Regions from separate parts of the Mus musculus genome. Here region 2 is linked to region 1. The links are chromatin loops, found by intact Hi-C in ENCODE. Cell type or tissue: left cerebral cortex. All regions are shown on one strand. Links, peaks and the distances in the headings refer to the core of each region. The heading gives the core; the rest is flanking DNA.

Region 1 (15,736 bases), core at 4,420-12,419:
TTGCATGGATGGAAGCTGCCAGGACCTCCGTGTATACAGATCTGAAAACTGCTCTGCTAAATGCAACAACCATGGGGTATGTGTAGCCTCGGGCCTCAGGTCACAGTACACTTACCAGCTGGTGTCTTTGAGCTAGGTAGCTGCCACCACTTGCCTGTTAATAGAACTTGTGGCAGAGACAGCTGTGGGTACAGCAATGTGGGTTCAGATTAGCCTATATCCTTCTAATGGGGATGATCAACAAGGCCTCTTTGGGGCTGAGGTTGGATAGGTGGTTTCCGCTGAGCTTGTGGCCACTAGTCAGTGTGCTCATTCGGGAGAACTCCTTATGAACTCAAGATTGACATATGTGGATGGATACATGGATGGATGGATGGATGGATGGATGGATGGATGGATGGGACCCTGTGTGTGCTGCAACCTCCCCTGCTGCCCTGTGGGGTACCTGTCCTTGAGGCCCCACTTTCTCTCCAGGTATGCAACCACAAGAGGGAGTGCCACTGTCACAAGGGCTGGGCACCACCCAACTGTGTACAGCGGCTGGCAGATGTATCAGATGAACAAGCAGGTAAGGTCCTGAGGCCACAGGAGCTGGTATTTGTGGGGTACCAGCCTTAAGGGTGGTTAGGATGGATCACATTGTCTCTACTTCCCAGAGGTGACACAGGGCAGTGCCCTACTCAAAACAAGGCTACATAGCCTTGGCCCAGGCATCTAGGGCCACTTACAACCCCCACAGTGTCTTCCTTCCCAGTGGTCACCGAGTCTGCGGCTGTCCACAGCACCACAGCCTCGGGAAACTGGCTAGGCCTCAACAGTGGCATTGTGGGGCTGGGACTCACCACTACCACGTCTTCTAATCCATTGCTGGAGAGCCAGAAGAGCTGGTGTAATGTACTGGGCCCACTGTTGGAGTCCTCAGGCACTTGACCATATGTGGGTGTGGGACCCAGGACATGGTCAAGGGGGACTAAGAAGGCTGCATCTCCCAAGGGCCCTCCCCAGCTCTTGATTCAACTGGTTCCCAGTCCTGGATGATCATGTGGCCTTGTGTCCCACAGCGTCTACGAGCCTCCCAGTCAGTGTGGTTGTGGTCTTGGTGATCCTGGTGGCTGCGATGGTCATCGTGGCAGGCATCGTCATCTACCGAAAGGCTCCGAGACAAATCCAGAGGAGGTGAGGACATGCTGGTTGCAACATACTTACATGTGAGACACATACACTTCCTGTACGCGGAACTTGAGAAATGGCTTTGCTGCTACTTAAGAAAGAAAAAGCATTGCTTCCGTCAGCAAGCCCAGGCAGAGGCACATAAGGGAACCTGGGGCTCTCTGGGTGTTGAACAGGCCTGGGTGGGAAGCTCAGGAGACTCCCGGGATTGCAGCCACTACCACTGCTGCTGCAGCTGCTGTTGTTTCTGCTCTCCATCTCTTGTGCGCTCTCTTTCTCTCTCCTCCTCCTCTTCTTCTCCTCCTTCTCCTCCTCCTCCTCCCTTCCCTTCCCTCCTCCTCCTCCTCCTTTCCTCCCTCCTCCTCTTCCTCCTCCTTCTCCTTCTTCAAGGCTGTAATGGGACAGTGAGAGCAACCGGCAGGTGTGTGATAAATCCAGAGTTGAGATAACCTCCCTACTAGGCCATGACCACATATGATTTCCACTGTGCCCTGCACCAAGATCTTGACCCCCAAGCTAGCAGCTGGAAGACAGCTTTTCCAGGGTCCCCAAGCACCTTCCTAGCACAGCTCTCAGGGGATTTGTTTCTTAACCTCCTGTACTTACAAATGTGCCTGAGTCTACAGCTAGCACTCTATGTGGGGTATGCCAGGGCAGATATGCCAGTCTGACTTGGGACGCATGCCCTGGATCCTCTGGCTGGAAGTGACCACACCATTCTTATCTCTTTTTCTGCCTAGGAGTGTGGCACCCAAGCCTATCTCGGGGCTCTCCAACCCCCTATTCTACACAAGGGACAGCAGCCTGCCAGCTAAGAACAGGCCTCCAGACCCTTCTGAGACAGTTTCTACCAACCAGCCCCCAAGACCCATAGTGAAACCAAAGAGGCCTCCCCCTGCAGTAAGTGCTATCCTCCTACAGGTTCGTGGGGCTGAAGTGAGAGAGACTCAGGCTCTCTATCCCTCTACCCCAGAGTGTGACCCATTAGGGAAAGTGAAGGCTTCTTGTGCAAGTTAACTCATGAGCCATGCGGTAGCCGGAGCCTGAAGAACTGTTACAATCACCCCGAGGGAGGACGAAGGACTGAGTCAAGACTTGTCTTTTAAGGATCTCTATTTGGAGTTTGGGTTTGAACTTGTAGGTTTGCGGGCTCCCAGACCCGAACTGTGAGAAGAGAATAAATACCCTTGTGCTTCTTAACTGAGGAATGGGCTGCTAGCCTAGAGAGAACAGGAAAGGGGGAGGGGATCCCATTTGGGAAATGTAAGAGCATTGGATCCAAAAGCAAGGGACCTGGTGGGCAAGGGTTGAGGCCTTAGCACTGGTTCTTGGGCCCAGGCTCAGATCTCTATCCCCTCAAGCCTCCAGGTGCTGTGTCCAGTTCACCACTCCCAGTTCCTGTTTATGCCCCAAAGATACCAAATCAGGTAAGCCTTGGGAAACAGCCACATGCATTCTGGAGACATGAAAACCTCTTGGGGGATGAGGGGGCTGGAGAGATGGTTAAGGGCACTGACTACTCTTCCGAAGGTCCTAAGTTCAAATCCCAGCAACCACATGGTGGCTCACAACCATCTGTAATGAAATCTGACTCCTTCTTCTGGAGTGTCTGAAGGCAGCTACAGTGTACTTACATATAATAAATAAGTAAATTAATTAATTAATTTAAAAAAATAAGAAAACCTCTTGGGAAGTGATATCTGGTGGCTGATTCTGTGGGCCTGGAGCCCTAAGGAAACAGCTACTGTACAGGGCAAGTTTAATATACTGACAGTGCCTAGTCAGGATATTAATTGAACCTAAGGGTTGATTCAGGGAGCCTGGGAGGGAAAAGATACTACCCTATCCCCCAGCTCTGAACTGGTCTAGTCTTTGCATCTTGATTCTTTTTTTCCCCAATAGTTTAGACCTGATCCTCCCACCAAGCCCCTCCCAGAGCTGAAACCCAAGCAGGTAAGGAGACAGCCTTGATTTTGAGGAGACCTTCCCCTCTTGCAAGCCGGGGGCCCTTTCTTCCGGAGACCAGCCTCCTACAGGTTCCCTTGGGAAGAGGCTATAGGGATTTGGAAGGTCTCAAATGCCACCGACTAAAGCTTTGAAAGTAGTGGTTCATTCATTCATTCTTTCTTTCCTCCCCACAGTGTTAGTGTCCTTCCCAGCAGGATTCCTTGGGGGTTCTAGGTGAACTGGAACCCTTTTCTTAGCCCTAAAAGTGGGATCCTACTTCTGAGAGCCCATGGGCACTACCATAGTCTTAGCCCTATATGCTGACTCTTGAGTCATAGCTGTGATGGTGGAGAACTTGTGTATGTGTGTGCGTGTGCATGTGCGTGCGTGCGTGCGTGCGTGCGTGTGTGTGTGTGTGTGTGTGTGTGTGTGTGTGTGTTTGCCTATCCCAGGGAGCAAATGCAATTAGCAACAGGATGGAGCCCCTGAGCTCTGCCACAGGGCTTAGCTGCACAGGTCAGCTGTCTATCTCGTGCTGCTGGCCGCCCTCCTGGGCAGGCATCTGTGCTCCTCTGAGGCAGGGCTAAGGAATCTTCTGGTGAGCAAGTGATATCTGAGAAGGCCACAAAGTGATAGAGAATTTCCCAAGGGTCGTTTGAGTGGGACCTGAAGAGCTAGTACGTGTTCCTGGCTCTGCCTAGGCCTGGTTGAGAATCTTATCAGCTCTTCTGGGCACTTGTGGCTCACAAGTGGCTTTCAGTGCACATTCTCGTGTTGAAGGTGCTAGTTTGCTGTCTTCTGAGAGTCCCTCAGTTTGTCTACTTATCTTCTTATTGTAAGTGGATGTGGGTGACATACTCTCAGCAGGAATAGCATGGGAAGTAATTACAGTGGGAAGTGACTGAACGACTATGATTTCCATGCCGAGAGCTATCTTTGTGTTGAATGAACTGATGCCTAGAGAGAGAGATGAATGACTACCTCCAAGATCATCTGGAGACTTAAAATCCTACATCTCGCCGGGTGTGGTGGCACACGCCTTTAATCCCAGCACTCGGGAGGCAGAGGCAGGTGGATTTCTGAGTTCGAGGCCAACCTGGTCTACAAAGTGAGCTCCAGGACAGCCAGCACTATACAGAGAAACCCTGTCTCGAAAAAAACAAAACAAACAAACAAACAAACAAACAAAAATAATCCTACATCCCGGGAATCTTTGCCACTTAAACACTAACAATTGCCACTGTCTTATGCTATAGTGATTTTTTCCCTGCTTTTTTGTTTCGTTTATTGTTGTGTGCATGATGTGTGTGGGCACGTGTGCCATGGCGCTCATGTGAAGATCAGAGGACCACTCTGTGAGGTTGACCTTTACCTGGGTTCTGGGGTCAAACTCAGGTCACCAGGTTTGTGCAGCAAGCACCTACTAAATGATCAATCTCAGTGGCCCTTGCTTCTTCTTCTTCTTATTATTATTATTATTATTATTATTATTATCATCATTAGTATGGGGGTGGTGGTGGTGTGTGTGTGTGTTGTGGCGTGTGCATGCACATCACAGGATGCAAGAAGGGATCAGAGGACAACCGTGTGGAATTGGTCTACTTCCACTTTTACATGGTTCAGAGACTGAACCATATCACCATGCTGACAAGCGCCTTAACCCCCTCAGCCATCTCACAAGCCCCTGGTTTTTTTTTTGTTTTGTTTTTGTTCTTGTTTTTCTTGTTTGGTTTGTTTTTTTAGATAGGCTTTCACTCTGTAGCCTATTTTAAATGCTATGGAACTCACTATGTGGCCCACACTGGCCCTTAAGCTCATGACAGTCCTGCTGAGTCAGCTTCCTGAGTAATGGTTTTATGGGTATGAGCCATCACACGTGTGATTTTCTGTTTTTCCTTTTTTTTGGGGGGGGGGGCGGGCTAGGAGGATGATTTTATTTCTTTTTCTTACTTTTTTTTTTTCTTTTGAGACATGGTATCACTATATAGCCTTGGTTGGCCTCTATGTAGACTGGGCTGGCCTCAAACTTATAAAGTTCTGCCTGCCTCAGACTCCTGAGTGCTGGGATTAAAAGCATGCACCACTGTGTCCGGCCAGGGACTAATTTCAGACTTATATAAGAGCTGAAAAATCCCTTTAATCCCAACACTTGGGAGGCAGAGACCATTGAATCTCTGAATTCAAGGCCAGCCTGGTCTACAGAGTGAGTCCAAGATAGCCAGGGATATACAGAAAAACCTTGTCTCAAACAAAACAAAAGGAAAAGAAAGAAAAGGAAGAAAATGTCATCCTAGTCACAGTCCCGGCAGGCAGAACGGAGCAGGGTACGGGAATCCTGGGCAGGGATGAAAGGAAGCTGGGGGGGGGGGGGAGGGAAAAATGTGTCTAAAGCCCATCATGCCATGTTACCATCCTCTTTAACAATGTGGAAACAAAACGGGTTTTCCTAGTTAATTCTTTCCTTTTGAGCTTCTAAAGACCCATGTTCTGAAAGCTTCAGGGCAATGTGTGGGATACTGGGGAGGCCGCAAGATGATTGGCTGGGACAGTTAGCCAAGAAGAGGAGCTCTGCCAGGTTCGGGCTTTATCTTCCTAGCGGTGAGGCCATGCAGATGTTTCCTACTGAGCTGCGTGCAGACAGAAGCCTTCCAGGCTAGGCTGGAGCTGAGCAGGACAGCCTCAGGATGAAGCTAAGGGCCGTACTTGGCCTACTTAGGAGATGCTCTCAGTCAGCTGTGTCTGGTTCCTCCCAGGTCAAGCCAACCTTTGCACCCCCGACACCACCAGTCAAGCCCGGGACTGGAGGGACGGTGCCTGGAGCAACTCAGGTGAGCCTCAGAGGGAAGGGGAAGGGGAAGGGGAAGGGGGAGTCCATCTTGCAGGAACCCTCCTGCTGACTGTGGCACTGTTTCGGAGGGTGAGTGGCTGTTTTCATTTTCTTAGCTGGTAAGTTTTAGTGACATTTGAAAAAAAAAAAAAAGAAAGAAAAAAAAATCCTCAATAACAGGCTTGATGTCTGCTTTATAATTTGCCAGAACTTTCCAGTGCTTGCGGCTTTCGGGGGCTATGGAATTTTCCTTTTCATATGGCTAGTCTACAGTATATATGAAATGCTAGTACAGTCATCTTGTGAGGTCGGGCCCATTCTGTTGTTAGGGGAAGTGGAAGTCTAAATTTAAAGAACTGGCAATGGGTATTTTCAGCTGGACCTCTCTCTTATCAGGTCCTCTTTAATATCGATTTCCTTTTTTTCTTGGCAGGGAGCTGGTGAGCCAAAGGTTGCTCTGAAGGTCCCCATCCAGAAGAGGTGACCAGCTAGGGCACCCCAGGGCCATCGTTTGTGGACGTTTGGAGATACCACTGCTCCTATAAATGTGTTCCTTCAGCAACACCACAACCACCACCCAGGCTGGACCTGCACACGCTGTTCCTACCTCAGGAATAATCTTTCTGTGGCTCTTGCTGTCCAGATGCCCTCATGAACCAGTGGCCTCTCACTGGCCTTGGCCAGCTTAGACCATACATCTGCGTATGCTAGTTGCTAGGCAGGGGCGGTGTACCCTGCAGTGGGCGTGATCAAGTCTGTCTGTCTCTGGGTGGACAGAATGCCAGGAGTCCCCTCCCAGCAACTTCTGCACTGGCCCTCACACAGTGACCTCTCTCCAAGGCACAGTTCCTGTATCTACATCCCACTCGTGTATGAGACTTAGGAAAGGAAAAGACGTCGTTCTTGGGGTGTTGGGACAAGAAGTTGCCGTCATCTCCGGATTGAAACAGATTAGTTGTTGAAATTATGACTAAACACTATTCACTAATAAAGATTCTATTTTATCAATAGATTATAGATCACATTCTACATGGCAGTTTGTTTTTATTACACCAGATCAAACAATTTCACCTACCATCTCCCTTCGTTTTTTAACCATCCACCTTGATTCAGCCCGATCTCTGGGCGTGCAGGAGGACCAATCCTTCCTGGGATCGAGGGAGGGACCAGCGCGGTTAGGGCCCCGCCCCTTCCGGCTGTGCCGCGTCTCCCAGCAACGGTCCAAACCCGCCAGGTTTCTTCCGCTGTGTTTCTCTGCTGCACACCCACTTCTCTGCCATGCTCAGTGCTTCCAAGCCGAGCTCAGCTTCGTTCCTGCCAACGCCTGGGGATATTCATAACCTCTGCGCCTGGCTGGACCGGCTCCCACTCAGCCGCCCCAAGCGCCACTTGGCTCGGGACTTCAGTGATGGTGGTGCGAGTGAGGGCGAGGCGCTATGGGGCGGATGATGAAGAGGACTCAAAGCTGAGGGCCACCCTTGCCTCCAGCCCCCTAGTACGGGTGTGGGTGTTGGGGGAACGGAGCGGTTCTTGAGTCCAGACTCGTGCTCCTTAGGAAAGGTAGTAGCAAACAGGGCCTCCTGTGGCTCTTCCAGCTCCCCCTGGGCTCTCACGCTGTATTAGCTTCCCAGGCCATCCTACCACTTGGTCTGACCTGGAGTCTAGGTGCCGTGCCAGACTCGGGGACAATTATGGGCTCCCCAGGAAAAGCTCGTGTCCTTCCCACTCCATTCCATGCATCTCATGTGGTCAGGGATTACAGTTGCAACCCAGGGTCTTGACCAGGCAAGCCAAGTTCCCCTCGCATTCCCACAGTGCTGGTGGCCGAGATTGTGAAGCACTTCCGCCCTCGGCTGGTGGACTTGCACAGCTACGTCCCAGCCTGCAGTACAGACCAGAAGCTGAGCAACTGGAGCCTTCTCAACAGGCAAGGCCTGGGAGCTCAGCCCACCTAGGTTGACCCCGGGATGCTCTCTCCAGCCATGGGTCTCTGACTGCCTAACTGTGGGTCCTTGCCTATAGAAGAGTACCACAACCAGGGGTACTAGGGCACTAGTACCCCTAGTACCACTCCTGGGGGTGCTAGGGCAGCCTATCAGCTAGCCTGCTCCCTTACGGATCAGTAGAGTTTTACTTCACCTCCCCAAATGTCCTCAGACAAGACTCTGCCTGTGTATAATAAGTGATCTCAAGGACAGAGTCGGGCAGATATGTCTGATGTAGTCCAATCACAGAGGGCCCTCGGGAAGTGTCTGAGCAGAGCAAGGTGGAGAACCTGTGTGGGCACCCCCAAAAGACTGGCTCAGATTGGAATAGAAACATTGCTGGGCTCAGGCCTGGGTCTAATCTCATGGGCTTATGTTTGAGAGGGAAGAGATGAAAAGAGACCTCAAGGGAGATGATCATGCTGAGAGGGCCCAGCTGCAGGTTTCCAGGTACTGTTGAGCTGTCTCAACAGGATTTACCGAGGGCAAGCCAGTAGAGAGATGAGAATGAATGCAGAGAACATGGCCTGATAGAGCACCCCATGTTCTGCGATCTCCTGAGACATAGCTCCAAAGGCCAAGAATGAGATAGCCATGCGCCACTCAAGTGCAGGGCACAAAGGGGCTCTCTGAGAAAGCAAGATGCTGCCCAGTGGCTGGAAGGCATTGCAGGGAGCATAGAACTTCAGGGAGGGCTCAACTCCCAGTCCTTGATGGTACTGCTTTGAGAATGTGCTCCTACCTTCTTTGCAGGAAAGTCTTTCGCAAGCTGCACTTGTGTATCTCAGATAATGATATCCAAAGGGTGGTATCCAACAGGCCTGGAGTTATCGAGTCTATTCTATGTGCACTGAGGGAGAAGATGGAGGCCAGGACTGTTCATGTAGGCTCAGCTGGTACAGCTGTAAGTGTCTGCACATCAATTCAGCATGCAAGTCTGCTGTGCCTTCTGCCCTTTGCACTCAGTCAGACAATCCGTCTGTGTGAGAATAAAACAGAGAAATGAATGTCCCTGTGGTCCAAAAAGAAATGAAGTCCATACATGAGGCAACAGGCCTCACTTAGACTCATTCCTGACTTTCCTGCTGATCTTCTGGAAGGGGGGGGGGGCTCCCGAATTTCCTTTCCAGCCAAATCCACCTACCCTGGGGCAGTGAAAACACTTAAGAGTTGCTCCAAGTACAACCAACCCAAGTGCTTCCCGCTCTTCTCCAGTTTCCATACTAACCCCACCCAGAGTTTGTAATGACCAAACAAATTCAGCCCAGCTACACTTCACTCCCCAACTTTTGTACTTTGCAGGATCCAAGACACTCTGCTGTGGATGCTGTCCGACCCTGGCGGGATCTTACCCCCAACCCACATACCTCTAAGATGCAAGATCCTGATGTGGATAACAGCAGCTTGTCAGAACCCCTCTGGGACTCCGGTGGAGAGCACCACTCTGTTCCCGAAAGCTGGGTCCATGATGTTGAACTCCCAAACCTTCAAAAGAAGGCAGGTATGCTCAGGCGCATCCTGGGCCCAGAGAGGCTAGTGGGCTCCTGAGGAAGGCATAATACTTAGGGTCCTGGCTCCATCAATACCCAGAGAGCAACCATTCAAGGGGCAGCCTGTGAGCTATGCAGGGAAGCCATTATTCAAACAGGAGCACCATTCCTGAGGTTTCCAGAGCTATGCAAAGGTCCCTGAAGGCAGGATAGGACCAAGTCCTTCCATGATAACTTCTGAGTCTGCTTTACCGGCTATGGATCATGTCCCCTCCCTCGTCCATATGTCCGTCCTGTCACTAGTGGGTGCCTATCAGAAGCAAGGTCCTGAGCTGATGGTGTCTATTTGTCATACAGGCCTACAGAGCCCTCCAGCCCCCTCCAGCACGAAGATCCTTCAGAATCAAAGGGATTTGGAGAAAATGGGCTGCTGTGCTTGCAGAGGGTGGACCTTTATCTCTCAAATTCTCCCCGCCCACCTCCTTCTGCTCCCTAGCCTGGACTAAAGGTCAGTGTTTACCTTTCAGGGACTCAATTGAAGGGCTCTGGGATCACCTGGTCAGCATCCAGCAGCAGCTGGAGGATAAGGAGCAAGCACTAGCCATTCTGCAGGAGACGGTCAAGGTATGGTCCTACTGGGCATCCCTTGCTTCCCGGAGATTCTGAGCTGCAAGGATGCAGAGGGACCCACTGCCCCAGCTTCACACTCCTTGGCTGAGTTTCTGAAGAGCCAGCACTGGCCCAGTGAGGGCAGTATAGGGAGTGCAGGGCCCTGACCAGAGAGAGTCAACATTCTTTAGACATTCTTTAGATTCTTTAGAAATTAGTCAGTGGCCTAGCAATGGTGATTCATCAGGCTTTAATCCCAGCACTCGGGAGGCAGAGGCAGATGGATGTCTGTGAATCTGAGTCCAGTCTAGCGTTCAGAGTGAATTCCAGGACAGTCAAGGCTACCGAGAGAAACCCTGTCTTGAAACTTTGAAGAAGAGAAGAAAAAAAAAAAAAAAGGAAAAGAAACAGTCTGTGGATCATTTCAGTCCTTCTCAGAGGCAGAAACAATGTGGCGGATACTCACCACCTGCCTCAGTGATCTGTCCATCCCAGACCCAAGTGCTGCTCAGGAGTGCAAGAGGGCAGGGCGGACCGGGGCCCATCTCAGGAAGCATGGGCTGGGTAAATGCCTGGAAAGCAGATAGAGAGATGATGGCTGAAGAGGCTCCTGCCTGCCCTCCCCCATCCTCACCCCACCCCCCTCCCACCCCCCCACCCCACCCCCACCCCCGCCACCCCAGCCTGAACTGGGCCTTGTCTTTCTCTTCATCTCCAAAAGCCAGGGCCCTCAAAACAACACACCCCGGGATCCTCGTGAGCATTTAGATGTGCAATGAATACCTAGTTTAGAGGCACATCTCGTTCTATGGAACACGCTTAGCTCTGCGTGCACGCCTGCCTCTGTGCTACAGCTTATTCTGTAGTGCACATACGGCTCTGCCGTGCACACCGGGTTCTGTGGTGTGTGCCTGGTTGTGTGGGCTAATGCCTGAGACTGCACATGCACATCTGGTTCTGTGGATGTCCTCCTGGCTCTGCAAGGACACACCTAGTCCTGCAGTATCTCCCTGGTTGGGTAGTCCGTGCCTTGCTCTCTGATGGACATTTGGTTCTGCAGGCACACCTCTGCTCTTGCACCAGGAACTTCCAGTGCCCCTTACTATTCCTTACCTCTCCCTGTATCCTGGGAACACACGGACTAAGACAATGGGGAAGAACGGAGACTGCACCAATGGGCACGGGTCATGGGGGCTATCGGAAATTGCAATGCCATCTGAGTTCCTGAGTATGTACCCAAATCTTGACGAGTTATCTTCTTGTGAAAACAGGAAAGTGATGTGATATTACTGTGGCTTTGGACTTACAGAGCAGTAGAGAGGAAGCGGTAAAGAGAACTGAAGCTGTTGCCTCCACCGCACCGCTTGCTCACAGCGCGGCTCTCCCCACTGTTTCCCTGACTCATAGCTGACCAAGGGAACCGTAACTTTTCACTGGAGACCCAGAGAGGAAACAGACCCACTTGCCACCTAAGGGTTGACACTCAGCTTGCCATTTAAGGATTGAATACCACTTGCAAATTGTCACAAAGTGAGCTACGTGACTTGGGAGGAATTTGTTGTGATAGGCAGGCCATGGGATGGACTCCATTGCTGCATCTAGCCATAGCGCCCTGGCTTCTTGATTTGGATGAGGGTTGGAAGCTATCCAGAACAGGACTGCATGTGCTGCCTGTGAACACAGCGTCACACTCCACAGGTCCGGGGAGGGACCTTGTCTTTCATTGTCTGCTGTGAGGCTGGCTCCCCACCCTGATCTACATGCCTGCCTTCACACTACAGGGGAATGAGACAGACCCAGTTTTTCTGCCTGAGGAGCATGGTGGGGTCTAGGTTTCTGATGGGAGAAAGTTTGGGACAAGGTCATCCTTGAAGCAGGCATGGAGGGACCACAGATGCCCCAGCTGTGCCAAAGGGCTCAAGCTGTTCCCCCCACCCCACCCCACCCCTCTCATTTTGTGAAGCTGAGTATAGCCAGAGTAGCCTTAAGTTTCAGTGGTCCCCTGTCTCTGCCTCCCCGGGACTAGGACTGTAGCTGTGTACCACCATTACTAGCTTTAGCAGCCCCATCTTCATTCACTTATGTTTTTATTTCGTTAAAAAAAATTATGTGTAGCTGGGCATGGTGACATGTGTCCTTAATTCCAGGATTTCAGAGGTAGAGGCAGAAGGATTGCTGTGAATTCAAGGCCAGCTTGGTCTATATAGAAAATTCCAGGATAGCAAGGGCTACATAGAGAGACAGAGTCTCAAAAAAAATTTTTTTAAATGTTGTGTACATCTGGGTATGTGCGGACAGCCATGGAGACCAGATGCATCAGACTCTCCTGGAGCTGGGGCTGCAGGTGCTTGTGAGTGGTAGCAACCAAACTCTGAACTTCTCCAAGAGGTGACCGGTATATACACACTCGCCTCACCAACATCCTTCCGCCCTTTTTAAAGACAGGGTCTCTCTACATAGCTCTGGCTGTCCTTGAACTCACTATGTAGACCAGACTGGCCTGGGATTAAAGGCACATGTCACCAAACCCAGCAAGAGTATGCACTCCTAACCTTAACCACTGAGCAATCTCCACCCCCACCCCCCCCCACACACACACACACACAGTTATTCTTGAGTCATCAGCTTTTGGAAATACAGCATGAACAGACAGCACAACAGCCACATATCTACCCATCATCTGCTGTTTCTGCAAATGTGCTCTGAGTAACTTCCCAATTAGGTGCTTGGTTCACAGCAAAGAAGGCTCAGTCCCTCTGCAGCCCTGCCCTGCCCAGCCCTGCCCTGCCCTACATTTGTCCTTTCTGGCTGATACAGGGAAACCACAGGGGAGGCCAGGGAGATTCCCAGCTGGGAGCAGGAGGAGAGAAAGGAGTCATCCCTGTGAGCTCCTTGGGCTCACTGACTGTAGGCTCCTCCCCAAGCCTCTTTTTTTTTTTTTTTTTTTGGTTTTTCGAGACAGGGTTTCTCTGTATAGCCCTGGTTGTCCTGGAACTCACTTTGTAGACCAGGCTGGCCTCGAACTCAGAAATCCACCTGCCTCTGCTTCCCGAGTGCTGGGATTAAAGGTGTGCGCCACCACGCCCGGCTCTCCCCAAGCATCTTGGTGTGTCTCTTTCCCAGTGGCCCCCACAAGGGCCCTTGGTCCTACCCCGAAGCCATCAGACCTGGAGTTGTACATTCGTTCCTAGAGGTTAGAGTTGCCTGAGGCCTAGCCGGCAGGTAGACAGACTTCTCTAGATACTTTCAGACCTGTGTGTTTTTTGAAGATTTTGCAGTTGAAGGTGATGAGGTTGGAACACCTGGTACAGCTGAAGGACCAGCGGATCTGGGAGCTGATGAGAACTGGACCCGAGGAGCATCAGAGCTGGAGGAGGCCCCACCCAGAGTCACTCAGACCTCGATCCTGAGCCCAACCGGAGCTCCTCACTGGTCATGCAGCCTCCATGTGAGACGTGAGGTGTGGAGGCCAGAGCACGCTGGGGCCGCAGACGAGTTTGGACAGATTTGAGTTTGGTTCTCCCAACCCCCCAATATCGTGTCATCATCATTGATTTACTGCATTTGTGAGCTCACAAAGCCCTGGTATGTGCAGTGTCTCAGGGTCGCCTTCCAGGGGCGAGGGGTGGGGTGGGGTGGGGTGGGAACCACTAACCATGGAGCCACCCTTAAGGTTTCTAGAGATTCCACTGATAGGGACCCTTGGAAGATTTTGCAGGCCTGAGCCTGCTGGGCTTTTCCACGGCAGGGGGTCACAGAGAGGAAAGTTGCTGGATATGCAGGAGAGGCTATAGGAGAGGATGCCACACCCCTTACCACACCCCTAGGTGGCCTGGTAACCTACTTTGCCCTGAAGATTTGGTGAGCCAGGTGGACCTGAACCTGAGACCTAGATAGCCATGACAAGTGGTACAGCTGTTGGGTTTCAAGACCTGGATGCTGCTTCCAGCCTCTGGGATATCCTCACCCTTATGGACACCAGCCACATCCCTAGGCAGGGACATGCCTGGCGGCTGCATCGCTACCTAACTTCTATATCCACAGTGAGGCTTAGCTGGGGGCCCCCTCTGCTTCCTCATGGCTACCACTCTCCCCGGAGTCAGCCTTCTCTGTGCCTGTTGGCCATGGCTGGCCCCTGAAGCCTCTCAGGAAGTAGAAGCAGAAACTTCAGACTGAGCTCATGGTTTTACTGTTGCCCCCCAGAGCTGCAGGCCCAGTTTCCTCTGTGAGTCAGAAGCGAGTCACCAGCCGCAGAGCCTACCACCGGGCCTATGCTGAGTCACTTTTCAGAGCTCCAGTCAGTAGGGCAGTGTCCCTGTCTCTGGCTCTGTCAGCACTGGTCCCCGTGGTCAGTGGATTGGCAAAGCTTTGTTCCGAGCAGAAGCAGGACACCTTCAGGAGAGTAGCCCCTATTGTCTTACTTTAGTACTAGCCAAAGTACACTGTGGAGGGGGACACCTCTGATGCATGGGGCATGGATAGGTTCCTAGTGTCCAAGGCAGAAACCTTCCCTAAGTGGCTGTAGAACCTTCCAGATGTAGAAGCTGCCACAGTACTAGGGGTAAAGCCAGGCTTGTACCTCAGGGAGGCGGGAAGAACAGGGAGGGCCATGGGGCTCAGTCAGCACAGGCCCAGACAGCTGTAGACCCGGCCAGCCCTCCAAGTCCCCTCACACAGTGACAGTTCAGGCCAGCTTTCCGGGCCAGGTGCATGCACAGACATGGATCCCACAAAAACACACGTGGAGGCTGCTGCTTCTATGGGCAGGAAGACTACCACTGGCAGTACTGGCCTGGCAGAAGGCCAGTGTTGTAGACTTTTGTGCGAATGCATGTGGGACAATGTGTGTGACTGTATATGTGAACAGTGTGAAACTGTGTATGACTGTCAGCAACACTGTGTGACTATGTCCCCAGTGCTGTGACAATGTGTGATTGTATATAACCGCATGACATTCTGAGCGTGTGTGGCTGTGTATTGACTCTGTGATGCTTTGTGGCTGTGACACTGCGATTGTATACATGACTGTATATGTGACATTATGTTTGTATAGTGTGATGGCCAGTACTGGTGCCATAATGGCAGCCTCAAGATGGATGGCAAAGATGCAATCCAGGAGGCCGACAGGCTGTGGCTCCTGCACCAGCTGCTCCTCCCTGATCCAACACTGCCTCCTGGGCCTTGTGGACTGGGCCTGGGCCAGCCTGTTTTGGGCTTTAGGCAAAAAAAAAAAAAAAAAAAAAAAATGTAGCTGGGAAAAAAAAAAAAACAAGACTTCGGGTGATCATGCCACTCCCTCAAGGCCGGACCCACTCAGTACTCGAGCATGTGTTGTGGCTCAGGTAACAGGCACCTCCTTGGTGGTTCGTAGGCAAGACCTGGCTTGCCCACCCAAAGCCACACTCCAGGAAGCAGGCGAGGCAGAGAGGCCTGACTTGAGCTAGAGTTCCCCAGGCATGAGGAACTAACTAGAGTACCCATGCTGAGGTGACCTGAAAGAAGCCATTTAGTCACGCAAGAGCAGGGTCAGGACCACAGTGATGGCTTAGAGGTGCCAACCCCACAAGATGCTGAACCCTGGGCCGCTGTGCCTGGGACCCTTCAGGATATGTTGGCAATTGTCTTCTGTCCACTGAGAATTTGATCCTGGTGTCTCCCTGTGCCCGCAGCTCCAGGCTTCCACTTTCTCATCCCAGACCACATTGTCA
Region 2 (15,736 bases), core at 4,792-12,791, 59 kb before region 1:
TACAAACCTTACTGCAGAACTTAGGTCCCTGATGGTCCCAGCTAGGACCTGAGGCTGTGTATACCCACTGATGGAATCCCAATTTCAGATAGCATCTTTGTGATGGGGGCGTCAAAGACCAGTAGAGGGCTTGAGGCAGTTGTGAAAGGATTTGCTCAGTGTGCCAGTGCAGGTCTCTGGGCCTCTGCCATTCAGCATCTTACAGATGGGCTTCTGGATCCCAGAGTCCTGGCTCCCAGTCTAAACTCTTTCAGCTGCCAATTCTGGACCATTGAGGGTGGATTTGGAGACCCTGCCCTGGGCTTGGAAACTTGTATTAGGGAAGGCACTAGACTAAGTGGTTTAAAAGCTATTCAGGGTGGACCATGTCTCTCTGAGCATGAAATAGGAAGGGTAAGAAATAGGTAAGTAGTGAAATGGTATAGACCACAGGCGACCTCTGACAGAGCCTAAGCACAGAGGAGTAGACTGTGACTTACCCATAAAGCATAAGTGTCTCATCTGTCCCATTATGGAGACCTGATGGATAAGTTGGGTGGGTGTGGGTGGCCAGAGTACTGCCTGAGTTCTGGGAAAACAGCCTTGAGGTCCTGAAGACCATGAATCACCTCCAGGGAGATAACCAGGGCTCATGTACCCACTAGCTTCCAAACAGAACTGAAGCTGGCTGCCCCTTTCAGCTTTGTCCCTTCTGGGTGTGAGTCTAGAGGCTGGACTAAGACCTCCAACATAGTGACCTGAGGGCATGGGTACTGTGCTATGGACCACTCAGAGGGTGGAGTCTGGTCAGTGCTGTTGAAGGGGCTCTTCAGATCCAATTAAGATTCTGGATGCAGGAGACCTGGAGGGCAGCACCTCCTCCTAGGTACTTCTGCACAGATGATACACAATAGACAAAGGTCACAGGGCAGGCATTTAAGGACAATGCCATCTCTTCCTTATTTGAGGAACGGTGAGCATACTTCAGCTGAATAACATAAGCCAGGTGCTAGGGAAGAGCAACTGTCTGCTGGCTTCTTTGTGCTCCCAGTCCTCTCCAGCTCCCAATCTGATGGTGTTCTAGGGAAGCCTTTGACTAAGTGGACCACCATTTTCCTAAAATATTGTGAATGATGTTATTCAGTTGGCTCTAGGTTCTGATAATCTCATTTTTACTTTAAGGAAGTACTGTTTACATATATACAAATCTTGCTGTTACATTGCATTCTACACTGTATTTAATTGTGCTATTAAGAAAAAATTGTGCATTAAACAGAGATGGTTGATAATAGAGAGAAGCTAAGTTTCAGAGGTGGCCAAGTGAGGGGAAGAGATATCCTCACATTTATAACATGTGTGCTTTTAGAAAGCCAAACCACACAGCCAAACATTCCCTCTAAACAATCAAGGGGTGTAATCTTTGAAACTTTATAAGAGCCATGGGTTCATCTCTATTCTGAACATATGTGGTTAATCCCAGCACTTGGGAGGTAGAGGCAGGCAAATTTCTGAGTTCGAGGCTAGTCTGGTCTACAGAGTGAGTTCCAGGACAGCCTGGGCTACACAGAGAAACCCTGCCTTGAAAAACCTATTTTATTTCCAGGTATAATAATACATGCCTTTAATCCAACAACTCAGGAGGTAGAGCCAGGCAAATTTCTGTGAGCCCAAGGCCAGTTTGGCCTCCATACCAAGTTCCATCCAGATTACATAGTGAGACCAGGTTCAAAATATTATTTTTTAAAGTTACATGTGTGTGCCTGTATGGGGTTATATGCATATGAGTGTAAGTGCCTGTGGAGACCGGAAGAATGTACTGGATATTCTAAAGCTAGAGTTACAGGCAGTGTGAGCTGCCTGATATCTGCTGGGAACTAAATTCTGGTCCTGTCCAAGTGATCTCTAGTACTAAGCCACCCCCTCAGCCTTTGTCCTCATTTATTGATGATTATAATCCTGACAAGTCAAGTGGAATCTCTTTTTCATATACTTACTGGCCACTTCTAATAACTTCAATTCAGTTGTGTAGTTATTGATAGTTGTCTTAGTGAGGGTTTTATTGCTGTGAACAGACACCATGACCAAGGCAATCCTTATAAAAAACAACATGTAGTTGGGGCTGGCTTACAGATTCAGAGACTCAGTCCAATATCATCAAGGCGGGAGCATGACAGCATCCAGGTAGGCAAGGTGCAGGTTGATTTGAGAGTTCTACATCATCATCCGAAGGCTGCTAGAATACTGGCTTCTGGGCAGCTAACACGAGGGTATTAAAGCCCACACCCACAGTGACACACCCACTCCAACAAGGCCACACCCACTCCAATGGGCCACACCCTCTAATAGTGCCACTTCCTAGGGTGAGCATAAGCAAACCATCACAATAGTATTATTATTCTTTTGGTGTTTAATGTCTTGAGCTCTTCCTAGACTCTAGATCAGTGGCTCTCAACCTTCCTAACACTGCAATGCTTTAACACAGTCCCTCATGTTGTGGTGACCTCTAACCATAAAATTACCTTGGTTGCTACTGCATGACTATATTTTTGCTACTGCTATGAAACGTGATGTAAGCATCTGTTATGTGGCCCTGTGGGTTGAGACCCACAGGTTGACACCCACTGCTTTAGCTGGATAGTAATAGCTTGTTAGACAGCAGCGAGGAGCTGCTCCCATTCTCTTCACGGTGCAGCCTCTATTTCTGGTAAATCTTGCACGTCAGGTCTTGGATTTCCTGAGATTCTTAGGTTCTTCATTGATAGACCTTGCCCTCATCTTTTTTTTTTTTTTTTGTGGTTTTTCAAGACAGGGTTTCTCTGTATAGCCCTGGCTGTCCTGGGCCTCACGTTGTAGACCTGGCTGGCCTCGAACTCAGAAATCTGCCTGCCTCTGCCTCCCGAGTGCTGGGATTAAAGGTGTGCACCACCAAGCCCGGCCCATGCCTTCATCTTGACATGTTCTTTTTTTTTTTTTTTTTTTCCTAACAGTTTCAGAGTTCCAGGTCTTGTATTAAGACCTTTGATCCAGCTTGAGTTTTGTCCAGATAAAGCCAAGGGCCTGGTTTCCTTCTGCTGTATGTATGCCACCCACTCTTTCCCTGCACCATACATGAGTTTATCTTTTCTCCCGTGTATTTGACACCTTTTTCAGATTAGATGACTTTAGTTACATGAGCTAATTTTTGCTAACTTTATCCTCATTCCTCTCTCCAGCCACTCATTGTTTATTATTATTTTATTTCTGGTTACTTTATCCCATTAATCTACTTACCTGCTTTTGTGCCTTTACCATGCTGGTTTTCTTTTGCTTTTAGATTTTTCAAGAAAATGGTTCTCTAAGTAGCTACTGGGTTGTTTATATTATAGCTCTGTATTTGAATTTGTAATCAGGTATGGTAATATCTCTAGCATTACTCTTTTGAGCATCCATATCAATTTTAAGAATTCCTTGTCCCTCTCCCAATCCGGGATTTACTCTGTTGCCCTGGCTAGCCTTGAACTCTCAGTCTTCCCAGTGTTGGAATTCCAGATGACAGCCATATAACCTATCTAGTCTTTTCACTTTTCTCGGTTCCTTGACTTGCATTATCCAACTCTCCCTGGGAGTCCTTCAGTGAATTTTTAAAGTTTCAAGTACTGAACTTCCACCTCCAGAATTCCCATTTGGCTCTTTTAAAAGCTATCTCTCTTGGACTGGAGAGATAGCTCAGTGGTTAAGAACACACATTGCTCCTCTAGAAGATCCAAGTTCAATTCCCATCAACCACAACAGAAGTCTGTAAGTCTAGCTCCAAGCCAGAGCCTCTGCAGGCTCATGTGTGCCTACACATAGTGAAACTAATCTCAAAACAAACAACAACAAAAGAGAAAGAGCAGCATTTCTCTTTGTTGAAGGTCTCTGTGAGATGCTGTGTTCCTGCCTTCCTTAGATTTGTGACCTTGTGCGGGCAGTGGAAGCCTTCCCTAGTAGTCCTGGCATTTTGCCACCAAGGAGGCAGTTTCTGCTACCTTCACTTTCAGGAGGTAGGCTGTACATTGTGTTTCTTCTCAGACCTCTCATTGGTGTTGTTTAAATATGACATTAACAACAGCTAATTGATAGTAGGACAACCTCTGGTCTTGTGTATATCTGGGTAGATGGATTATGTTTTGGTGAAGATGGCTCTCCTGTTTGCCTTTCCCAAGCTTCCAGTATCTCAGGAAAGAAGAGGTTTACCGGGAACAGACCTGGGATGGTTAGGCTTATGGTAGGACCTGTATCCCTGTGAGTTCTCTCAACATCTGCTCCATGACTGGCCCAATTTTCCTGTAATGTGTGTGCAATGTCCTGCCCAGGGTCTCCTGCACCATTCCAGATACCACATCCTAGTGGTGTTTAACCGGCTGGGGAGGGTACAGAGACAACAAGAATGTCTCTTAGAGAGTGAGTGAGGATCCTGGCCTGACCTGTGGCTGTGCTGGAACCTTCCCTCACAGCTTCTGTGCAATGCAGAGACCGCACAAATCTCCCTAACACTTGGTGTTGAAAACAAAATACTCATGGTTCACAATCCTTCCATTTTCTGTCTGGTCCAAGAACACATGAAGAAGAACAGATGCCATCAGTGAAAAAGAATTTATTACATATGTTTAATAGTGACATTCTTAGAGTAGCCGCTGCAGAGCAGGTAGGTGGCCTCTCCATCTCTGTCCTTCAGTGTGTCCTGGTTATTTCTGGAATCTGAAGATTCTGAGTTTCTATACACTGGTTGCTTCAAGTGACCAGAGATGGAAATAAGGAGGTGACAAGGGTCCAGCACAGGGCATTGATCCAGAAGTGAGAAAAAGGCCCTGGCACACCACTCCCTGAATAGTCTGTCTGGCTTTCCTTGCCAGGATCCATCAGTGGTGTTTGTTTTTTTTCTTGGTGCTTTTAAACCCTCTGGCTGCACCCTGGCCAAAACAGACAGTGGAAGGTATTCTGGAACAGCAGAAAAGCGGTCATATTAAACAATGGCATTATTCTTGACAACACGCAACCCAACTTAAAACAGCAGTTTGTCTGTACTTCCTTCACATTTGTATTCTGGAATGTTCTCCTTTTGCTCTGTGGAACACTCAGGAAATAGAGTCTCCCCTCTTGGGTCCTAGGATCAACTCCTGATCTCAGACCTCCTTCCTGTGGGATATCTTCCTGGTACCACGGTACATTTGCTTAGAAGAATTTAGTCAGCAAGGTCGGCTCCTGCTGAGGCTCCCTGTGGCATTTGTTTCCTGTTATCTACCTTGCCGAAACCCAACCACCATAGTCAGGCAGGGTACTCACAGGCCAAGGTCCAAAAAACTGTGGGAAGATGGATGCTGGAAGGAACCGAGGGACATGCATGTCCATCTTCTTGCCAGTTTGGATTCCTGGATCGTCCCACCACCCCCACTGTTCAAAAATTTCCCCAAGATAATAGTTGATGTTAGCTCAATCTGAGAAAGCTTGTCTGGCAGGCAAGTGCGGGGGAAGGTCCATCAGTTCTACCCAGCCGAGATGACACTATGTGTTTCTGTGTGTGTGTGTGTGTGTGTGTGTGTGTGTGTGTCTGTCTGTCTGTCTGTCTGTCTGTCAGTCTGTCTATCTACATGCTGGGCTCCAGGATCCAAAGCATAGGAAGGAAGGGAAACTAGAACATTCAGGGTGTCACCTTCAGCAAAGCCCATCTTCCTGCCCATTATCACCCACCTTCAAGCCTAGGGTCATAGGACACACCGGAAGATGCACACACAGACCTGTGACTGTAGGTCCGCCTGCAGGGAGGTGGGGCAGCGGGCTCAGAGCAGATCTCCATGGCGTCACTGTCATCTGTTGGGGCTCTGGTTGCTGCGTCTGCTGCAGCTGGCATGGCTGGGCTACAGAGAACAGAGCAGTGAGCAACACCTCCACCTGGCTCCCTGGTACGAAACTTTCAAGGAAGACACTATCTTTTTCCCCTGCAAAAATGTTGGGTTTTTTACTATTTTGTCACCATCTACTGTTAAAATGAAATGTTCAGGCTAGTGGAAAGAGATGAATACTTCTGGAAATGGTTGTGTTTCTATAACTAAGTCTGATAACCTATCAATTTAAGTATAACGACCCTCATTCCTCCTCTGAGAAGACAGCTGCGGCCGGGGGCAGTAGCACTCGCCTTTAATCCCAGCACCAGGGAGGAAGAGACAGGTGATCTCTGGAGTTCTACAGGCTGGCCAGGTCTACAGAGTGAGTTCCAGGTGAGCCAGGGCTACACATATTCACAGAGAGATACCTCCCCTACCCCAAACTCCCCCTCCCCCAGCCAAAAGGAGAGGAACGTGGTACACAGACCAGGCTGGCCTCTAAACTGAGATTTGCCTACCTCTGCTTTCCAAGTCCTGGGATTAAAGGCACACGCCACTACACTCAGCCCCCACTAGGATTTTTCTTTAAGGTTTTTAAAATTTTGGTATTTATGTGTATGTGTGTGTGCGCTTCTGGGTGCCACGTATGTGGATACCTAGAAGAAAAAGGCGGATCCCTTGGAGGGATCCAATTGAAATGACAAGCAGTTATAACCCATCTGAGGGGGATATTGGGAACCAAACTCTACTACTGAGTTATAGCCCAGCCCCCAAATGTCTTTCCACGAGGGAGAGATTTACTAAAATCAACTAGATAACATAGATTCTTGCCACTACTTCCAATGAGCTAATCCAGCTCTGTAGAAATCGACAAGTATTGAAGACTCAGATCTCCTGAAGCACTCCACCGTGCAATGGGGCTCTGCATGATTGAAAACAGACTCCAATTCAGACACATTTTATTTGTTTGTCTTTGTGTGTGTGCTTAGGTGTATATACTCATGTGTGTGGTGTACGTTTATATGTTGAGGACCAAAGACAACCTCAGGTGCCATTTCCTAGGAGCCATCTACCTGGATGAGACGAGGTCTCTCACTGGGACTCAGAGCTCACAGATGAGGCTAAGCTGGCTGGCCTAACTCCAGAACTCTCTGTCTTCACTTTCATGGTGCTAGCATTGTATGGTGCACGCCATACTTGGATTTTTAAGGTAGGTGCTAGGGATTGAACCGCAAACTTATGCACTTCACAGAATGAGCTGTCACCTCATCAATGCACTACCAAAGGATCATGGGAGTTCATGGAAAGGAGTCACTTTTTAAAGGAAGCAAAGAAGCATTATTCTAAAAGTTATTCCAGGAATTATTCTCCTTAGGGCAGTCTAAACAGTCATGCTAACAGACAGCTTTGTTGGCAAGTTTATAAAAGTAAGCAGAGAGAGAGAGAGAGAGAGAGAGAGAGAGAGAGAGAAACCCTAGGGGGTTCCATGGGAGAAGTGTGAAGAGCACACAGGGGATTCCATGGGAAAAGCACACACACTTGGGACAGTCCCCAGTGCCCTGCTGGTAGCATCAGAGGGCCATGGAAGACACCACACCAGCACAAGCACTTGCTAGCACCTCACCCTCTGCTCTGTTAGTGTCCTCACTAAGATTTGATTACAGTGTCTGTTCCCAGGCTTAAGACTGGGGACAGTCACAACTGGGTCCCTCACGTACCCTCTGTTCGTCTTGGGCTTATCAAATCGGAAATCCGCAGGGTACAGGTGTAGCCTCACCATGTGATCCTTCCGGTCTTGGCTGGTCTTGAACTTCTCTGGGCAGCTTTCAACCAAGCACTGGTACTACAAAGAATAAAGTGTCACCTCTACTCTCACCCTGCCCTAAGCCCTAATCCCAGTCACCACTGCAGATGCACCCAGTGCAGTCAGCACCCACCATGTCTTGCCTCTGGGCCAGGATCTGAAACAGAGAGTCGTGCCATTCCAGGATGTGGACATCCAGCAAATGCCCAGAGGGGAAGGCACGGTTGCAGAAGGAGCAGGTGTTTCCATGCATCATGTGGTAGTGGTGCTGGTAGTCTTCTATGGCGGCAAACACTTGGCAACAGCCAGCCACCTGACAGGTGAACTCAGGCACCCTGGGAAAGGAGGTGTGTCTCTTGGAAGAATGTTTCCCCCTTCCCCCAACTATCCCAAGGCAGGAATTCCGGCGGAACTTCTTACCCATATTCCAGCTGAGCCTGAAACAAGAAGAGCGCTTCTTGTGCCACCCCAAACCTTACTAACAGACTAGGGGAGGGAAGTCCAGCCAAGCCATGCTCCTGTTAGGGCAGGGTGGTGCTAAGTGGATGCTACTCGGGTGTCAACTGGGAGGGGTCGGAGTCCCAGGGTGTAAGCGGACGAGAGAGGAGGAATCAGGATAGCGCTAGCAAGCCGAGTAAGGCCTCGAAGCCAAGGTGCTCACATGGATTTTTCCGGCGTCTCGGACACTTGCGTGAGCATGTCCTGCAAGTACAGGTGCCGCTGCACATCCCCATCCTACAGAAGACACGCGTCAAGAGCTGTGGGTGGACTCCGGCATCGAAGCCACGCCCTACAGCTCGGAGCCACGCCCCAACCCATAGAGCTGTGTCCAGCCCCTTGATCCGGTCCACAGGTCCGGTCCCCACAAGCCCCGCCCACAGCGACAGTCTTGCTTCTAGGCCCCTCCCTGTGGGGCTCAGGACATCTTCCGCCCGGGTTGTCACGCACCTCGAAGAATTCGTGATCCCGCGGGAAGCGCACGGCACGCGGCGCGAATCGGAAGGGTGCCTCCCCAGCCGCAGGGTTCCTCTCCACGGGCAGCGGTTCGGCTGCCCCCGGCTCCCCGGCCAGGCGGGAATATAGTGCAGGGGGAAGCAACATCACCACGGCCGCCGCGGCCCTTCGGCCACCGTCGGAGGGGTGGTGACGGACGTGACGTCTACTAACTTCCTGTGGCGACCCTGCGGGGCGGGACGCGACGCGCGGAGGTGAGTCAGGGCTGGGTCTGTGTTGTGGCGGGAACTGGTCGGAGAAGGGCGGGGCTGGAGCCGGGCGCGGGATCGGGTACCGGAGCCAGGCTGGCCTGCAGCGGGGAAGAGCCTGATTCTCTTGGGCCTCTGCCGCCGGCGGTTCCGTCCGCCAGCCCGGGCTTGTCTCGCTCCACGGTGCGACTGCCTCTCTGGCTCTTTCAGTCCTCTCCAGGAGTCCAATTGGAGGCAGTGGCCTTGGGAAGTTCGTGGTTAGTGTGACTCCTCTCTTGACAGCCCCGCGGTGACTGCGGTGCTGGCCTGCGGGTTTTCTGCATCTGCTGCTGGTGCTCGGGGTTCAGGGGTGAAGGGATCAGGGCCTGCTGCAGTAGAGACAGGTGTGGAAAGAAACCCTAACCTAAACAAAAAGACGATCGAAACGTGCGGCTGACACTTTGAGGGGCTTTAACTTTGCTCCTCTACCAAAGTAGGTCACCCTCCCCCAGTATGAATATAAGTGTCAAGAAAGAAGGGACGCTACTGTTTAATAGATACAAATGAAAGCCTTTTGGGATTATTCTCCCTCTCTCTCAGCCCAGGCCTTGCTCGGTCTGTTTCTCTTTCTCTCTGTTCTGGATTCTTCCAAATGTCTCTGGATGTTTTCTCTCTTATTTATAGTAAAACCTTCCCCCTAAGGAGAGGGACCTGGGGAGCAGGGAGAGGCACGGGCGGGGGGGCGAAGAAGAGAAGGAGGGAGGGATGAAGGAAGGAAAGCCTTTCTGTAATTAAGCCCTGGAAATGAGCGTTTCTATGTCTTTAGACAGCTGCTTATGACCAGGCGTGATATCATCTCTCTCACTTTTGTCTCTGTAAAAGTATTTGGATTCTTGACATTTTGCAAATGATAAAATGTTTTTGACAGGCCATGTCTTGGTTAGGTGTTTTGTTTTGTTTTTTGTTTTTTGTTTTCGAGACAGGGTTTCTTTGTGTATCCTGGCTGTCCTGGACAACTCACTTTGTTAGACCAGGCTGACCTCAAACTCAGAAATCCACCTGCCTCTGCCTCCCAAGTGCTGGGATTAAAGGCATGCGCCACCACTGCCCGGCTTGGTTAGGTGTTTTGTTTGGGGGCTTTTGTTTGTTTTTTACTGTGTAGTCCTGGCTTGTTCTGAGACCAGACTGGTCTTGAACTAGGAGATCTGTGACTGTCTGTGCTTCCTAAGTGCTGGGGATTAAAGGTGAATGTCTCACACACACACACACTCACACACACCCAGGCCAGCCTGCTTTCTTGCTCAGGGGGTGGCACCCCCACACACAGTGATCCAGGCCTTCCCCCATTAGTCATCAATCAAAGAGATGCCCCATAGGTATTGATTACAGGCTAAATCTGATAGAAACAGTTTCTCAATGGAGATTCCATCTTCTCAGATATGTCTAGGTTTGTGTCAAGTGTACAAAAGCCAACCGGCACAGGCTGGTTTTATTATCTAGGAGCCTGTAGTGGTTCTCAACCTTCCTAATGCTTCGACCCTTTAATACAACAGTGCGTGTATTGCTGACCCCCAACCATAAAACTATTGCCTTACTACTGTTACGAATCATCCTGTAAGTACTTGATATGTAAGATATCTGACACGTGATGCCGGTGGAAGAGTTGTGGGGTCTTGACCCACAGGTCGGGAACCTCTGCTCCAGAATCTTCCCTCTTCATACCTCTCTACCTCCACCCCAACTTTGTTTTAATCATTGGCCGTTAAAAGTATGCACCTGACTTGCTCATGATTGGTTATGCCAGACTTGCTAATAAATAAGTTGTGCTTCCTCTAGAACATCTGTGGTGATTAATAGAGATAGATACCCAGGGATGTCAGAAGGTCAAGCAGGCAGGCTGTTAAGACTCGGTCAGCCTTCTTTACAGGTGTACCTTTCAACTGTAGCTTTGTCTCCCTGTATGTAGGACAATTGTATTAACATGACTGTCCCTGTCCCTTGCCAGGTAACTGCCAAGAGTGTCTCTCCTGAGACATATCTAAAGGCTTAAAGGAAGCTATTTAGAGATGAGAGAAGCCCCCTTTCTTGTAACTATCTGCAAATCATGAACAGTTTATGGTTTAAGACCTGGGTATGGCCTTAGGAGTGGGAAGTTTTAATATGTCTGGACAGAGACAGTAGCCTTGGCCTGTGCCAGCTCCCCCAAGGGCAAGATCGTTGTGTCTACCAGGCAAGGGCCAGAAAAACTCAGATAAAATAGCAGATCTGCCCCCTGGTCGCCCAGGGTCACATGACGATGGACGGAAGTAGGAGAACCAGGCTCGAGGGGTCCATTTCAGTGATTTACCTGGTACAACTGGCTCCTTAAGTGGTCGTGTAAGCTGGGAAACAGTTGGAAGCTCTGTGGGCACGGGTACGGCAAGATCTCAGCAGAGTTTTGATAGACCAGCCTGCCAGGGAAGGGGAGAGGCTGGCGGTTGACGTCACCTTGGCAATGGTCTTTCTGACAAAGGCTTGAGTCAGTCGGAACAACTTTAGGTTTTAATGTTATAAACACCTTTCTTTCTGCCTTCAGGAAAACTTGGTTATGTTGGTGTCTCAGAGCTAAACTATGAGCGAATTTCGGATTCACCATGATGTCAATGAGCTGCTCAGCCTGCTCCGCATCCATGGCGGGGATGGGGCTGAGGTCTACATTGACCTGCTGCAGAAGAACCGGACGCCGTATGTCACAACCACAGTCTCTGCCCACAGTGCCAAGGTGAGCACCTACTTCTGATACAGGACCGTAGGGGCCCAGAGGTACGGGGCCATGGGTGAGGGTGCTCATCCTAGGGCTGTGGGGATGGAGGCCTGTCCCTCATAGCCTCAGCAAGGCTAGTGCTGGGCCAGCAGCACCTGGTGGATGCTTCCTTTGAACCTGGCATTCACTGTGCTCTGCTAGTCTTCTGGTTCCTGGCAGTAGCTCCTGTTATTTACCCCACTATATAGGCGAATCAGTGGGTGTCCAGAGAGAGAGAGAGAGAGAGAGAGAGAGAGAGAGAGAGAGGTGGAGTAGTCTGACTTACACAGTCCTCCCCTCTTCCCTGTGGAGGAGACTTAGTATATGCAAAAATCACTGGGTGGGAAAAAGGAAGCGACTGGTATTAATCACATTGGAATTTCAGGACTTTTTTTTCTCCTTCCTTTCTTTCCTTTTCTCTCTTTCCTTTTCTCTGGTCTGAAACTCACTATGTAGATATGTAAACCAGGCTGACCTTGAACTCACAATGATCTGTCTCCTGAGTGCTGAGATTAAAAGTGTGTGCCACACCACACCTGGCTCAAGTATTATTTCTTTATTTATTAAAGGAGCCATAATTCAAAAGTATTATCTTTAGCAAAAGATATCTTTGAATTTGAAATCTACTAAAAATATGATTGTTTTTAGACCTAAAAACATAGATGCTAGAGAGATGGCTCAGTGGCTAGGAACACTTTTTGCAGCTCTTGCAGAGGGCTTGGTTCGGTTTCCAGCTCCTCTCATGGTGGCTCAGAACCATCTGTAACTCTAGTGCCAGGGCATCTGATGCCCTTTTCTGGTCTCTCTGGGCACTGCGTGCACATACATGTAAGCAAAACACTCAGGTACATACAATGAATCTTTTAAAAGGTAAAATAAAACAGGCATTGTGATGCTTCGGTCACTTAAAGTGTAACGATGGCACCAGTACAGCAGATGAGTTGGATGGAGCGTGGCTCGGGAAGTGCACACTCCATTTGTAGCCAGACCGGTAACAGTTACTGAGTGAAGTGGCCCTGAGCTGGTGCAGCCAGTGAGTCTGGGAGGCAGTGAGCTCAAGCTGTGGAAGGATGCGTGAGCGTGGGGTGGGGGCTGTGAGTGCTCCCATGTCAGGGCTCCCGTGTCAGTGCTCCTAGGCCTGTGGGCATACAGTGAGCAAGTACAGGGGAAGAGAGGCTGGCTTCCGCGGACCATAGACATTAACTTGCTGTTTATTTTGGAGATGTGATTATTTAACTCACCTAATCCAACTTTGGTTTATTTTTTGTGTTTCATTTTCTTGAAGATTTTTTTCGTATCTGGTTTGTTACCATTATTAAGTTATTTACATGCTTGTGATTTGAGGTCAAAATTGCAGAATTTTCTCGAACTCCTGAGGACTTTTTAAAGAAATATGATGAACTGAAATCTAAAAATACAAGGAACCTTGACCCACTGGTGTACCTGTTATCAAAACTCACAGAAGACAAAGAGGTAAGCGTCCGCCTCATCTGCAGCACCACGCCGGCTTTGGGGACACTGAGAACACCGTCAGGAGGCACAGCTGCCAATCGGTGAGAGCGGAGCAGGACATGCAGATGTAAATGCACATAAGGCATCGCCTGACCCCCAGGCTCCTTGAGGAAGCCAAGCCGACACTCAGTGGAGAACACCGATTGGCAGCTGTGCCTCCTGACGGCACCACTGTGAAGGCGTGTGTTGGTGAATGTTAGCCTTTCCATGCTGGAGGGATACCTGAAAACTTAAAGGGAAATACTTGTATTGGTTTATGGTTTCAGTCTGCTTTCTTTGAGGCTAGACCATCAGGTAGTGGCCTGGTAGAGAGGTGCCAGAGCGCTGACCTCATGGCTACTGGAAAGAAAACAGAGAGAGATGGACTAACAGGTGTGAAGAGTTCAGGGTGTGCGGTTGATGAGTTAATCTGCTGACAAGGTTAAAGTCTTCATGATCAGGCACCTCTCAAAAACATCACCACCTGGGGACTGAGCCTTTAAGATGTGAATCTTTTGGGAAGGCATTTCATATCTAAACCATAGAGAGCAGTGACTCATAACAAGCTGTGACTCGGAATGGGCATAGACCAGGAAACACAGATGTAGTAGCATGAGGTGGGCACATCTGCATGTGTCATATGTCAGTGTGGAGCCAGTGAGTAGTCCTTGAGCCCTACTCTCCATCAGTGTAGAGGTGTGTGCCAGGCCCTAGCACAGGAAGGGGAAGGGGTGCTGCAGCCTGGGTGTAGGCAGAGTGCTGAGGAATGTTGCCCCTGGGGGTGAAGTTAAGGATTGACTAGTGAAGAAGGCTGTGGGCCTTCCTTCCCCTGGAGTTTCGGTGACATGACAGGGGGTAGAACACAGTGAGCTTTTGTGACTTAGTGTGAATGCATGGTTTTGTGTGTTTTCAGACACTTCAGTTTTTGCAACAGAATGCAAAGGAAAGAGCTGAGCTTGCAGCTAGTGCTGCAACTAGCAACACCACCAGCTTCAGCATCCCTGTTGCAGCCTCTAAGATGTCCACACAAGAGCTAGAGGAACTGAGGAAGCAGCTTGGCAGTGTATCCACAGGCTCCACACTGCAGCAGGTACCAGATCTTCCATGGTCCACAGTTTGCGAGCTAAGCAGATATGTCTACTCTTAGTAAAAGCTAATCTGACATAAGTGAGGCTAAGGCTGGATTGCGTTCTTTAGTCATAGCTCTGACCTAAAAGGGTAAACAGTGCACTGAGGCTCTGACCCAGTCCACATGCAGTGCATCTAAGGCAGCACGCGTCACGGTTCCCTACTGGAATTTATTGACAGTTTCCAACAAGGTAGTACTTTTTAAATTACCAGTTTATTTCCTCAAGGTTTTTTTTTTCTACTAGGCTTGCTGCTGCTTGGATTTATTCTGCCTCACACTGGTGGTTTTGCGAGTTTTGAGTGTCCTCTTAGAGCCACCACGAGCCTGCTTTTAAGAGCCTTGGACCCCTTTCCAAGGCCTAACCTCTGAGCACAGAGGACACAGCACGGTCTTTCAGATATATCCCTGTGCTAGTTTCTCATTGCCCTCATACCATCCAGCCTGTGTAACGTGCAGTCATGCAGAGCTAAGTCAGTACTTCCAAAAGTGGCCAGCTTTGTCAGCCTCCAGGAAGGGCAGTACTCTGTGCATGGCCTAGCATATAGCCTGTAGCCTTGCGGTTGGCCTTCTCCATAGGGTAAGGATATGTCAGTTGCTAACTCCTGTCTTAATCAGCAAGTGGTGTTAGATGTAGCAACTGCTAAGAAAATTGATTCAGGCTCTTCCTACTTTGTGTCCTGATCTGAAACACTTTGGTAAAATGCAGGTACTTTCCCATGGCCCTCATAGCTGGTGCCCTGACACTGTGGGTTGTTCCTTATTGAACAGAGACCTTGAGAGGGCCTGGCTCTCTTGTTCTTAGGCCCAGATGTTGTAATGGGTAGTTAGCACCATGTCTCCTTTTTAAGTAAGATCGAATGTCCTATGTACTAAAATGATGGACTTTTTTTTTTTAATCCCAAAGACGTGTTAATTTCCATAGATATCTTGGTTTTATTTGCACTATAGTATATTTTGTTTTTGTTTTTTAAAATGTCCTTACTAGTCTCTGGAACTTACAAGAAAGATGCTTCGAGACAAACAGAACAAAAAAAATTCAGGCCAGCCCCTCCCTGTCTTCCCAGCATGGGTGTATGAGAGACCAACATTGGCTGGAGATTTCCTGATTGGCTCGGGCTTGAGCTCAGACACAGTTTTGCCTATAGGTATGTGGTGAATTTCTTCTCTGCTTGCCTGCATGTGCCTCAGCAGGCCGTGACACACTGAAGCCCAGAGGACTTGAATGCTTGTTCTTGCATTCCTCCTGCTGGAGCCTTAGGACAGCCGGAGCTGGCCTCCTGGGCTGTGCACCAGTGTGTGACACAAGGACCAGGAGGTCACACTTTCCTGAAAAGTGACTTGTCATTACCACAGACTGCATCAGGTTTTAGTGCTATGCTCACAAAGGCCTTAAAAGTTGCATCTGTTTGACAGCATTGCTGTTTCAGGGCAGGTTCTCAGGAACCTACTACATGCAACCCCAGAGAGTCTTTTAGGACCAAATGTGAACATTTGCACTGGCATAGCTTAGATGTGGTTTCCTGCCTG

What was found. Hi-C counts contacts between places; a loop is a spot of excess contacts. Peaks named below come from ENCODE experiments on the same cell type or tissue, not always from the same donor. Only the 100,000 strongest peaks of a DNase experiment are listed, where the experiment ranks them.
Region 2: it touches region 1 in a loop (3-fold over the local background); 2 of 42 quality-filtered maps call a loop at or near these places.

Annotation. Positions count from the first base shown.
Region 1 is chr7:139,970,169-139,985,904 of GRCm38, reverse strand. Spef1l (sperm flagellar 1 like) reads left to right here and starts at 7,150. Exons shown (of 7, transcript NM_001033465.3): 1 at 7,150-7,358; 2 at 7,760-7,871; 3 at 8,683-8,833; 4 at 9,232-9,430; 5 at 9,777-9,864; 6 at 9,947-10,043; 7 at 13,298-13,607. The coding sequence starts at 7,223. The coding sequence ends at 13,438. Adam8 (a disintegrin and metallopeptidase domain 8) reads left to right here. Exons shown (of 24, transcript NM_001291066.2): 17 at 1-76; 18 at 475-568; 19 at 1,062-1,176; 20 at 1,911-2,070; 21 at 2,532-2,597; 22 at 3,073-3,123; 23 at 5,871-5,945; 24 at 6,378-6,973. The coding sequence ends at 6,428. It overlaps Gm16201 (a long non-coding RNA gene), which reads right to left. Exons shown (of 5, transcript XR_389973.3): 3 at 10,495-10,600; 4 at 9,297-9,414; 5 at 6,925-8,908. In left cerebral cortex, for the core only: no CTCF peak of the experiment used is centred there; DNase peaks (open chromatin) are centred at 6,756, 7,175 and 7,792; H3K4me3 peaks cover 1,241 bases; H3K27ac peaks cover 1,729 bases.
Region 2 is chr7:140,029,445-140,045,180 of GRCm38, reverse strand. Tubgcp2 (tubulin, gamma complex associated protein 2) reads left to right here and starts at 8,507. Exons shown (of 18, transcript NM_001286007.1): 1 at 8,507-8,834; 2 at 11,383-11,568; 3 at 12,934-13,062; 4 at 13,994-14,170; 5 at 15,195-15,354. The coding sequence starts at 11,419. It overlaps Zfp511 (zinc finger protein 511), which reads right to left and starts at 8,790. Exons shown (of 6, transcript NM_027201.1): 1 at 8,575-8,790; 2 at 8,288-8,361; 3 at 7,760-7,961; 4 at 7,541-7,665; 5 at 5,736-5,855; 6 at 4,576-4,938. The coding sequence starts at 8,727. The coding sequence ends at 4,860. In left cerebral cortex, for the core only: no CTCF peak of the experiment used is centred there; DNase peaks (open chromatin) are centred at 8,500 and 8,756; H3K4me3 peaks cover 1,912 bases; H3K27ac peaks cover 1,149 bases.